2 separate regions of the Homo sapiens genome follow, and region 2 is linked to region 1. A link is an interaction called in ENCODE POLR2A ChIA-PET data of the cell type or tissue named here. Cell type or tissue: HepG2. All regions are shown on one strand.

Region 1 (5,000 bases):
TGGAGGACATAAATGAAATTGCTCTATGCATAATATTCTACAGGATTTTTTTTCTTTTACTGCTTAATATTGTTCATCATTTTTTTCTTGTTTATTTTTTTCTGGTCATGGTGCTCCACTCTTTTATTACTTCTAATAAAGTTTTCCAGTTAATTATCTGGGTGGGTGGGGGTGGGGCATAATCCTTTTATGCAAACTGTAGTGACACATTGCCATATCCTTTCAGATATTTATTCCTGTCTCTTCTCATTGGTTAACACTTTCAAAATGATGCTAAGTGATAGTGTTGAGGCCAGCAGCCTGAACTTATTAAATGAGGAATGGGAATGCTTCTAGTGTGTCACACTTGGTCAACTGCGGAATTAAGTCAGTTACTTATATTAATTAAGTGCATCTGTAAACTTTCTCCCCATCTACCTTGTTTATTCCTTTGGTTTAATGTAACACAGTGTATTACTTTTACTCTTTGATTTAAAAACAGTCGAACCTACTCTACACCAGGCACCGTGGAAGGTGCTGAAAATAAAACCGTGAAAATGACAGTAAGTCTAGCATGTGTTAGAGGCAGAATAAAGGGGATTGTGCTCTAGGTGATATCATATGAGCATCTGGAAACAGAATAAAGTCTTTGGTAATTCACTCCTGTGGTTTTATTTTCTGTGTATCAATTAGATTAGAAGTCCAGCTTGTCCCTAGAGAGGCAGAAGTCAGGGCTGGAACAGAGGGTGGCAATGGCTGGCCGGAGTGGTGCTGGGCAGCAGGGATCCTGGGCCTTGTGAGCCACTCAGGAGACTTACATGTAACGGTGATCCTCCTTTTATAAGTAATCTTGATTTACCCGTGATGTGAGCAGCAGCATGGTATAGCAGAATGTATGGGGGCTTTGGAATTAGGACAGCCTAGTGCTGTTTTCTAGTTCTGTGCCCATGACCATCTTAACTTCTTTGAACCTCAGTTTTCTTATCTTTGAAATGGGAATAGCAATACCTGCTTTCAAGTTTATTAAGATTAGAGATGATGTGTGTAAAATTTCCAGTACTTGCTCAATAATTTTTGTTTTTGAGACAGGGTCTCACTGTCGCCTACAATCATATCTCACTGTAGACTTGAACTTCTAGGCTCAAGCTCTCTTCCCATCTCAGCCTCCTGAGTAGCTGGGACTACAGATGTACACTACCATGCCTGGCTTTTTTTTTTTTATTATTTATTTTAAATGGGGTGTCACTACATTGCCCAGGCTGATCTTGAACTCCTGGCCTCAAGCCATTGTTCCTGCTCGGCTTCCCAAAGTGTTGGGATTACAGGCATAAGCCACTGCACCTGGCCAATAAATATTTTTTAATTACTGCTAACTACCTGTAGTTGGAAATTTAAAACTGTTAATACTATTATTGCCATGATTATGTGTTTTAATTTATGCCAGGGCTGGGCCTATAGTTTGTTATTTTTTCTTTGACCTTAACTTTATATGCCAGGGTTCAATTATTCCCTCCCCTCAAGCCTACCTCTTGTTCTTATGTATCTCATTCACCTGTTATTTAAAGCTAGGGAGGCATGCTTACATTGTTCAACTTCTTACTATTCGTTAGAAAGTGCCACAAGAATGGCTTGAACCTGGAAGGTGGAGGTTGCAGTGAGCTGAGGTTGTGCCACTACACTCCAGCCTGGGCAACAGAATGAGACTTGGTCTCAAAAAAAAAAAAAAAAAAAAAAAAAAAGAAAGTGCCAATATGAAAAGCTGCCTGTTTCTGCCCCATGAAGACCTGAACCCTCCTTTGTAGTGTTTGGAATGAAGTACTTCCTTTTGGTTATTCTCAGTGGTGCACCTCCAGGGTGGTACCTGAGCCTTCCTAGTGTATATTTAAAGCCAAAAGCTGGAAATCTAATAGCCACAAAGCTGTGTTGTGAAATGTGCATGTTACATAGGAGTAAATATTCCAGCTCAAAAGGGAGCAGAATACTCTGAGGCTGTGTAAGCATTGAGGAGGGTGGAGTCAGGAGAAGCCAGAGGTGCTGGGGGCTCACACAAAAGGCCATTGTGTATTGTGTACGCTGGAGGGAAGGACAGAGTTACCTACCCAGGTTCTTTTGACACACAGGTTTTGCTTTACCTGTTTGGTTCATTTCCACGAGTTATGTTGTGGGAAGAGCTCCATTACTTAGCTGAGTGACCTTGGACAAGTTATTTGCTATCTCTATGCCTTGCAGTTTCCTTATTTGTAAACTGGGGATAATATAACCAGCTTATAGGTTGTAAAGATTGAGAGAAAGAATTCCTGAAACACATTTATTGCAATGTCTGACTGTAAATTGGGTAGGCACTCAGTACATGTTAATTATCTTTATTACTACTACCTGTAAATTTGGTAATCTATCATCATTATTGATTTTCAGTGTGATTAAACCCATAACTTAATCTGCAAGTTATTTTATATTAAATTTTCATTAGAAGCAACTGAAAAGATTTACATGTAACATTAAGACTTTCAATTTTTTATTTTTATTGTGTCTGCTATCAGTCCTATGACTTTAGTCCATGACTAGAATAAGCAATAAATACTGTAGAAAACCTATTCTAAAAATGAGTTTTTGGCTGGGCGTGGTGGCTCATACTGGTAATGCCAGCACTTTGGAAAGCTGAGGTGAGCGGACCACCTGAGGTCAGGAGATCTAGACCAGTCTGGCCAACATGGTGAAACCCCATCTCTACTAAAAGTACAAAAATTAGCCAGGCGAGGTGGCACCCACCTGTAACACCAACTACTTTGGAGGCTAAGGCAGGAGAATCGCTTGAACCCAAGAGGCAGAGCTTGCAGTGAGCCGAGATTGTACAACTGTACTCTAGCCTGGGTGACAGAGCCAGACCGAAAAAAAAAAGGGCGGGGGGTTAATCATAAGAGAAACATATACTTTATTTGGTCAGGGCTGGTCTAGACCTTTGGCATCTGAAATGTTTTACAGGACATTGCACCTAATGAGTACCTGATGGAGTGAATTTTGTTTTTCTTATGTCCAAAGAATTGCCTGAAATTTTCACTGCCTCTCACAGCTCCAAATGCAGACTATAACAATAAAGCTGAGAGGATGGGGTACTGTAATTACCCCAAGAAGGGGAAGGAGCAGTAGGGGTACTGCTCCTGGAAGAAGGAAAGCATGGTGAGAGACACTGTCTGAGGGCTGAGAACGACCCCTCTTGGATAGGACTTGGGATTTACTGCTGGTCATGCACCATTGACCTTCCTTTTCCTGTGTTCCTTTGGAAGCCTCTGCCATCTGCCCTTATCTGTATGTCTTTAATCAGACATTGAAATCTGGCCCATTAGCCTGCAGAAAAAATGGAAATAAAAACAAACCAAAAATTTTCATAGTTCCATTGCTGAAGACATTCAATCTGAGAAGTTAGTATAAGTCATTGTAAAACTTCTTTGATAGTATCATTTCTTTTAAAGTAGGCGCAGAAGCTGTCTATTCCTTTATTCCCACCACTCTAAATATCCTAAGGAAAGGATGGCATCACTTGGCAGGTTTTATGATATTTAAGAAATAGTGGACATTGCATTCTTGGTATCTAGCTAGTATTGGAAAATATTTATTGGTTAAATATAAGATTTTGAAATGCATAACTTTTTATAGGCATAATTGATAAAAGGACAAGAAAATTTTTGTGCTGAAATTTTCTATTTTTTAAAAGCTCAGTCTTTTCAGCAGCATTTTCCTCAAGGTTTTAATTTCTGGGTTTCTTAATTCACTTAATTTCTAAAAATCAGAAATTGGGACTACAACTGCAGCAGGTAGTCCACAGGAATTTCTTCAGGTTGAGATCTCAGATGTCAGTAAGTTGGGACAGATGTATGCTCCCCTCCCAGGAGATACCGAAGGGGTGGAAGGCTAGACTTACTTATTCCTCCACTCTAGAAATGTCTTGTTACTTTATGATTACTTGTCTTTTAGACGTTTCTCTCTAGAAGGTGAGCATTTTGAGGATAGGGACAAGATCTTTAAAATTTTTGTTTCCCCATGCCTACCGTATTATGGGCACTTAAAAAGAAAGCACATTAATGGGTACTTTTGGAAGTGAATTGACTTCCTCTTGGAACCTGTTTTCTATTTCTAGCACATTCTGCCTCCCAAACCCCAGTGGTGACATCTGGATGTGTTCAAAAGAACTCTTTTCTTTATGTGTGCTTTTCTATGCATCTCTAGGTGAAGACGTGTCAGTTACTTAAATTGGGTGAGTCAAATCATTGAGAGACAAGTGTACCTTTCCATATTCATTGGATTTTTATGAATCTATTTTAGGAAATTATCAAGGACCCAACTCTTCTGCACAGACTTGGAATTCCAGTGGACATTTTGTAAATTTAATTTCCTTCAGTGCACAGTATACACATAGATACAATGTTTGCTTTATTTCACTACATTGTTTAACATGTAAGCAACTACCCTATTCTTCTTCCAAAGAATCGACCAGTTTCTCTAGTAAATTGTTTTCTTTGCAAGTCATTTTTATGATTAGTAAAAAAATTCTTTCCTAAATGATTTTAAATTCTTAAGTGATTTTACTTTTAAAAGATTAAAAAAAAAACACTTCTGTTTTCTCGGTGGTTAAGTTTGCTGGCAATCTTTTTTTAAAGCCATTTGGAGATTTGTCAAAATCCTAGGCTTATTTCATATTTGGAATCAGCATCTAAGGTTATTATGTTATAGATATTTTTTAAATATGTATTTTATCTCTTTGGTATTAAAAATAATATATGTTCGTTTAAAATTTGGAATATATGCAAAAGTTTAAGTAAAATGAAAGTCACATTGGTGGGTATTTTATCTCAAGCATGTTTAGAAATGTAAAAGTGAAATCTATTCTTTTAAAAATAAAAATTGGTAGTTGTAATTTCAGCTCATCATTAGTGCTTTTATATAAATGTAGAAATCATTGCCATGTCTTTCCTTCCATTTTTTTTTTTTTAAGACACAGGGTCTGGCTCTGTTGCCTAGGCTAG
Region 2 (5,000 bases), 80 kb after region 1:
TTTTTTTTTTTTCTTGGTGGGAAATGACAGAGGTTTTTTTTTTGTTGTTTTTTTTTTTAAATGGGTCATGGGGAAAATAGTGTTTGAATTTGCTAAATAATCTCTTGCCATTTGCCAAATCAAATATCACTTATCAAGTCCACATATGAAGTATGTATGATTTGCCAGGAGTTAGGATACTTAACCCTGTATTAGAAGCACATGGATTTGAAAACAACAGAAAAGCAGCACGATACAGCTGCTTCTGAGATACAAGAAATGGTGTAGTTTTAAAAAGAAATGCTTATGAGAGATTTTAGACATTTTTGAGCTGTTAAGTTTTCTAGAACCATTTGGAATGATTTTGAAGTGACCTCGCCTGGAAAGCATATTTATGTAGTTTCTTTCTCTGTACCACTTATTCTTCAGCTTCAGTGTAATTCTCAGTTTACTGTATGCCAGTTGGCATGTTGTAGTTTAAATATTTTCAGAACCTTTCCACTGCGTATTAATCTCTTAGACAGTTGAAACATTTGTTGACCTGTAGTCCTGTTTTTTTAAATTGTTTATGTGAGAAACAATATATCTGAATGATTAAGAGCATTGTCTCCAGAATAGATTGCCTTAGTTAGAATACCGGCTGAGTTACACATTAGCTTTGTGTCATGGGGCACATTACTTAACCTCTCTGTGCTTCAGCACCCTCATCGTTAGGAGAATCTGTACAAAAGTGATTATAATATCTACTTCAGAATACTGTTGTGAGGAATATTGTTCTGTATGCCTGGCACATAGAAGAGAAAAATAAATATTGTCTGTCATCAGTATTATTTCGTATATGGAGAACTGAAAGGAGCTTCAAGATTTGCATTGTGTGGGCTTTCATACCATCTTCAAGAGATGATTTTTTGGAGAAAACATGCTTTTGAAATTCAGTGTAAACATGGTATTTATGGAGCTATATCTCACAACAATTTTCCTCTGGCTTACATTTTAGACCACCTTTTGTTCAAGTGTCATGTGGACCACTTGGCTTAGATGAGAGTCACACAAATTTTTATATTCCAAGTTCCTCCTTCTCTCTCCCTACTACAGCCTTTGAATGGCAATTAATATTGCTGCTTCCTTCCCCACCTTCCCTCTCTAGCTTCTTTTAGGCATTTTGTAAATAGATAACATAAGAAACAATTTGTTTTGGCCACAAGTTCAATTTTTCTGGCATAAAGCTGTATTTATTTTTGATATTCCTGATTAGTAAAGGTGCAAGCCCAGTATCTATACCATTCCAATCTGTGGGTCCCTGAGTTGCTCCAAGGCATTTACAGGCAAACTCCTGGGATTCATTTTCTTCCACAGGCCCAAAGTGGGAGTTCCGATATGGTATGAGACCACTGTGAGATGGATTAGAAAGATCTGGAAGCTAGATGGGAACTAGCTCGGGCATAATCAAGTACTCTTGACCCTCACAATTGTTGCTTTCTAATATAATTTCACTAGTTCTTCCCACTTTCTTTAATTCTGTTTGTTGTCTTGTTGCTGACAAAATAATTTTTAGTACTTTCTAATGTGGTCATTGTGTATAAACCAGGTGAAGAAAATTTTCTGTTATTTTCTTGAAGAATAAAATAAAAAGACTGATTCATGAAATGCTATCTGAGGCTGGCCCTGGGTTAAATTCCAGGGTATCCCTTGCAACAGAACAATGAGAATTTTCACATTCTTAGCTGTTTTTTTGAATGACTGCTAAATCTCTAGGGCTGTGGTGCATCCTGAGGAACTTGAGGATTTTCCTTTTCTACCTTTGTTCACTTTAGATCTAGCCTCAACAAATAAACATCCTTGGGCTTTTTAAGAGTCCAGCCTGATCAACATGGTGAAACCCCGTCTCTACTAAAAATACAAAAAAATTAGCCAGGTGTGGTGGTGCATGCCTGTAGTCCCAGCTGCTTGGGAGGCTGAGGCAGGAGAATCGCTTGAACTTGGGAGGTGGAGGTTGCAGTGAGCTGAGATCGTGCCACTGCACTCCAGCCTGGGCGACAGAGCAAGATTCTGTCTCAAAAAAAAAAAAAAAAAAAAAAGTCCTTCCCTACTCTAAGGTAGAGGAGGCTTTGTGGATGGGAGCTGTGGATTCAGGTTGTGTGTGCTGTTAGCCTCTGCAGGCTTCGCCTTTGCCACCTGTGAAATGGTGCTGATAAGTGGTGCTGCACACACATATGTAATATGTATGTATTTACTATTAGCAATAAATCAAATTTAATTTTTAAACGCATTTGGGAAATGACATACTTTAAATATACTGGAATAAGGAGAACCTTTTTTAACACATGGACTGAAAGGTTCACCTAAGGTGGTGCCTCTGCATATTTCAACTCTTTGTGTTTGATTAGTTATCCTGCTGTAGGATTACGGCCACACAACTCTCTGAGAACAATGGTTTCTGTGAGGTGCTATCAACCTCTGGCTTTCCTTCAGAAATAGGCACTCCTTTTGAACTATGCTATATTTTTCTTAAAGCCTTTAAGATTTAAGGAGGAATTTTCTGATCTGAGGTACAGAACCCCAGGAAATACTTTCAGTGAGATTTTATTCACCAAATGCTTAACCAGTACTGATTTGGATAGGGTGGTCTTCTAACTTATTAGTCAACCTGGACACTTTTGAGAATGAAAAGAGGACTTAATTACATGGGGACAGCAGGAGTGAACTGGGTCTGTCTCAGGCAAACTGGGGTATGTGTTCACCCTAAGAATAAGTAGACACTGGATAATCAGAATAAACTTTTCAAATACTAAAAATTTTTTGCAAGCTCAGGTCTTCATAAACATCTGAAAATGAGCCTCAAGATAGGTAGGTTTTACTTTGTCCCTCTTTGCAGTGAATGCTACTATGTGCAAATTTATTGAGCTTCTACTGTGTATAAATACTCTGTGTTAATCTTTCAGAGAATTCTTCCACTTAAACGAGCTCATAGCATTTCCAAACAAAAGTTTAGAGTCCTGGTTTATAGTTCTTGCCCCAGTGCATTCTTTTTTCACTCTGTTTATTCTATTTTAAAGCTGATTCCTTCATGACGTCTCTGACTGTGTTAGTTCATCCTGTTCTGTCCTTTCTGTAATCCTTGTATTTTAATTCTAAGTTTGGAAACCAATCCCCTTTTGGTATGTGGTAAATATTTTCTTCATGTGATACATAAAAGATTGGTAGGCATTGTGAAGTGGGGAGCTCGGGTTATTTTGTATTTTGTTTTTGTCAACCACAGCATTCAGCTCACTGCTGGGGATATGGTGATGGGTGGGACTGGGGACACCATTGGTGGGCTTAGGGTAGCAGATCATGAGTGTGTTTCAGTTGTGGAAAGAATGAGGGCTAGTAAACTTAATGGACACGGTGTTTAAAAATAAAGAAAAGAGCCGCAACGTCACCTTATCTAGCCTAATTAAATTGTATGGACTTTCTGTTAAGAGTTGATACAGCCAAAATGCATTATGAACTTATGTTAACCTCTCATTTCCTTCTTAATCTAGGTCTACTAATATCTTTTAAAAGCCAGTTTTTGTTGTTGTTTGTTTTTTGAGACAGGGTCTTGCTCTGTTGTCCAGGCTGGAGTGAGGTGGCATGATAGTGGATCACTGCAGCCTTAAACTCCTGGGTTTAAGCAGTCCTCCCATATTAGCCTCCCAAGTAGCTGGGACTGCAGGCGTGTACCACTGTGTCCAGCTAATTTTTATATTTTTCATAGAGATAGGGGTCTCACAATGTTGCCGTGGTCGGTCTCGAACTTCTGAACTCAAGTGATCCTCCTGCCACAGTCTACCAACATGCTGGAATTACAGACCTGAACCACTGCACCTGGCCCTAAAGCTGGTTTTTAATGACATTTTACATAAGTACAGCTCAATGCTGACCGGCTTTGTTTCCCAGTGATCACTTTTCTGAGGTTTGTAGGTATTTGGACCTAGTCTTTAAAAGGTAAATAACTGTATTCTTGTAAATAACTGTAATCTTTTTTTTTCTCTTCAGAATACTGTTCCTGCCTTAGTTGTATTCAGACTAAATTATACTCAAAGCTGAGACGTTTCCAGTAAAGTCAACATTTATCTTTATCTTGACGGCGTCACATCCATTTTTCTGGCCTTCCAGTTTCCATCTCCCCAGACTGATTTCCTTGATGGTGTGGATGTGTATGGTGTCTTTGGTTCTGTGTGTTGCAGGGCAAGCATGGCCTGAGGATCCCTGTGTGTTTAACAATGGAATGTCATCGGCTTTTGTTTTTTTGGAGGGGAAGCATCTTGATTTTCAGGGCCATGTTTATTTATGCATTTAATTCTGAAATAAGAGGGGGTGCAATTTTATAAACTAAATTATACTGTTCCCCATTCTCTTTTGGAAATGCCCATGAATGAGACAGATTAGAGAGGTATTTTGCATGAACGAATGATGGAGAGACCAAAAAAAAACCCCAAAAGGCAGAGGTGGAGATACATTCACAGCCACAGTTTTATCCTAATATCAAAGCTGGTTTCTAATCTAATAGGATATAAGGAATATGATAATATTTGCAGGATTGAACTGATAGTCAAGTGTAGCCTACCTGGAATTGTGGAGGGTAAGAGGGATGGTGGCCATGGCTTGCTAGGTAATTCCTGGGTAAGTAATGGAGAAACAGCCATTAGTTTTCATACATTACTTCCGTTAGAGAGGTTGGTTGCTTATCTTCAGAATAAAGTAAAAATGCCCACATAACTCCTTAAGCTGGTGGTTCTCAAAGTGTGGTTCCTGGGCCTGGATCAGCATGACCTGAGAACTTGCTGGAAATGCAAGTTACCCAAGACTCCCAGACACCTCCATTCCTGAAACTCAGCCTCTGGGGAGGGGTCCAGTGGTACGTGGTGTTTTGTTTTGTTTTGTTTTGTTTTGTTTTGTTTTGTTTTTGTTGTGTTGTGTTTTGAGACAGAGTCTTGCTGTGTCATCCAGGCCACAGTGCAGTGGTATGATCTTGGCGCACTATAACCTCCACCTCC

What was found. ChIA-PET counts read pairs that join two places held together with the same protein. Peaks named below come from ENCODE experiments on the same cell type or tissue, not always from the same donor. Only the 100,000 strongest peaks of a DNase experiment are listed, where the experiment ranks them.
Region 2: POLR2A ChIA-PET joins it to region 1 with 5 read pairs; 4 of 35 experiments call an interaction of 5 or more read pairs at or near these places.

Annotation. Positions count from the first base shown.
Region 1 is chr3:151,176,467-151,181,466 of GRCh38, forward strand. The region is part of intron 11 of MED12L (mediator complex subunit 12L); the gene reads left to right. Among named protein-coding and RNA genes, the nearest start is that of GPR171, 24 kb to the right of the region's middle. In HepG2, no CTCF peak of the experiment used is centred here; a DNase peak (open chromatin) is centred at 2,005.
Region 2 is chr3:151,256,817-151,261,816 of GRCh38, forward strand. All of the region lies in intron 16 of MED12L (mediator complex subunit 12L), which reads left to right. The region is part of intron 1 of P2RY14 (purinergic receptor P2Y14); the gene reads right to left. Among named protein-coding and RNA genes, the nearest start is that of P2RY14, 19 kb to the right of the region's middle. In HepG2, no CTCF peak of the experiment used is centred here; no DNase peak of the experiment used is centred here.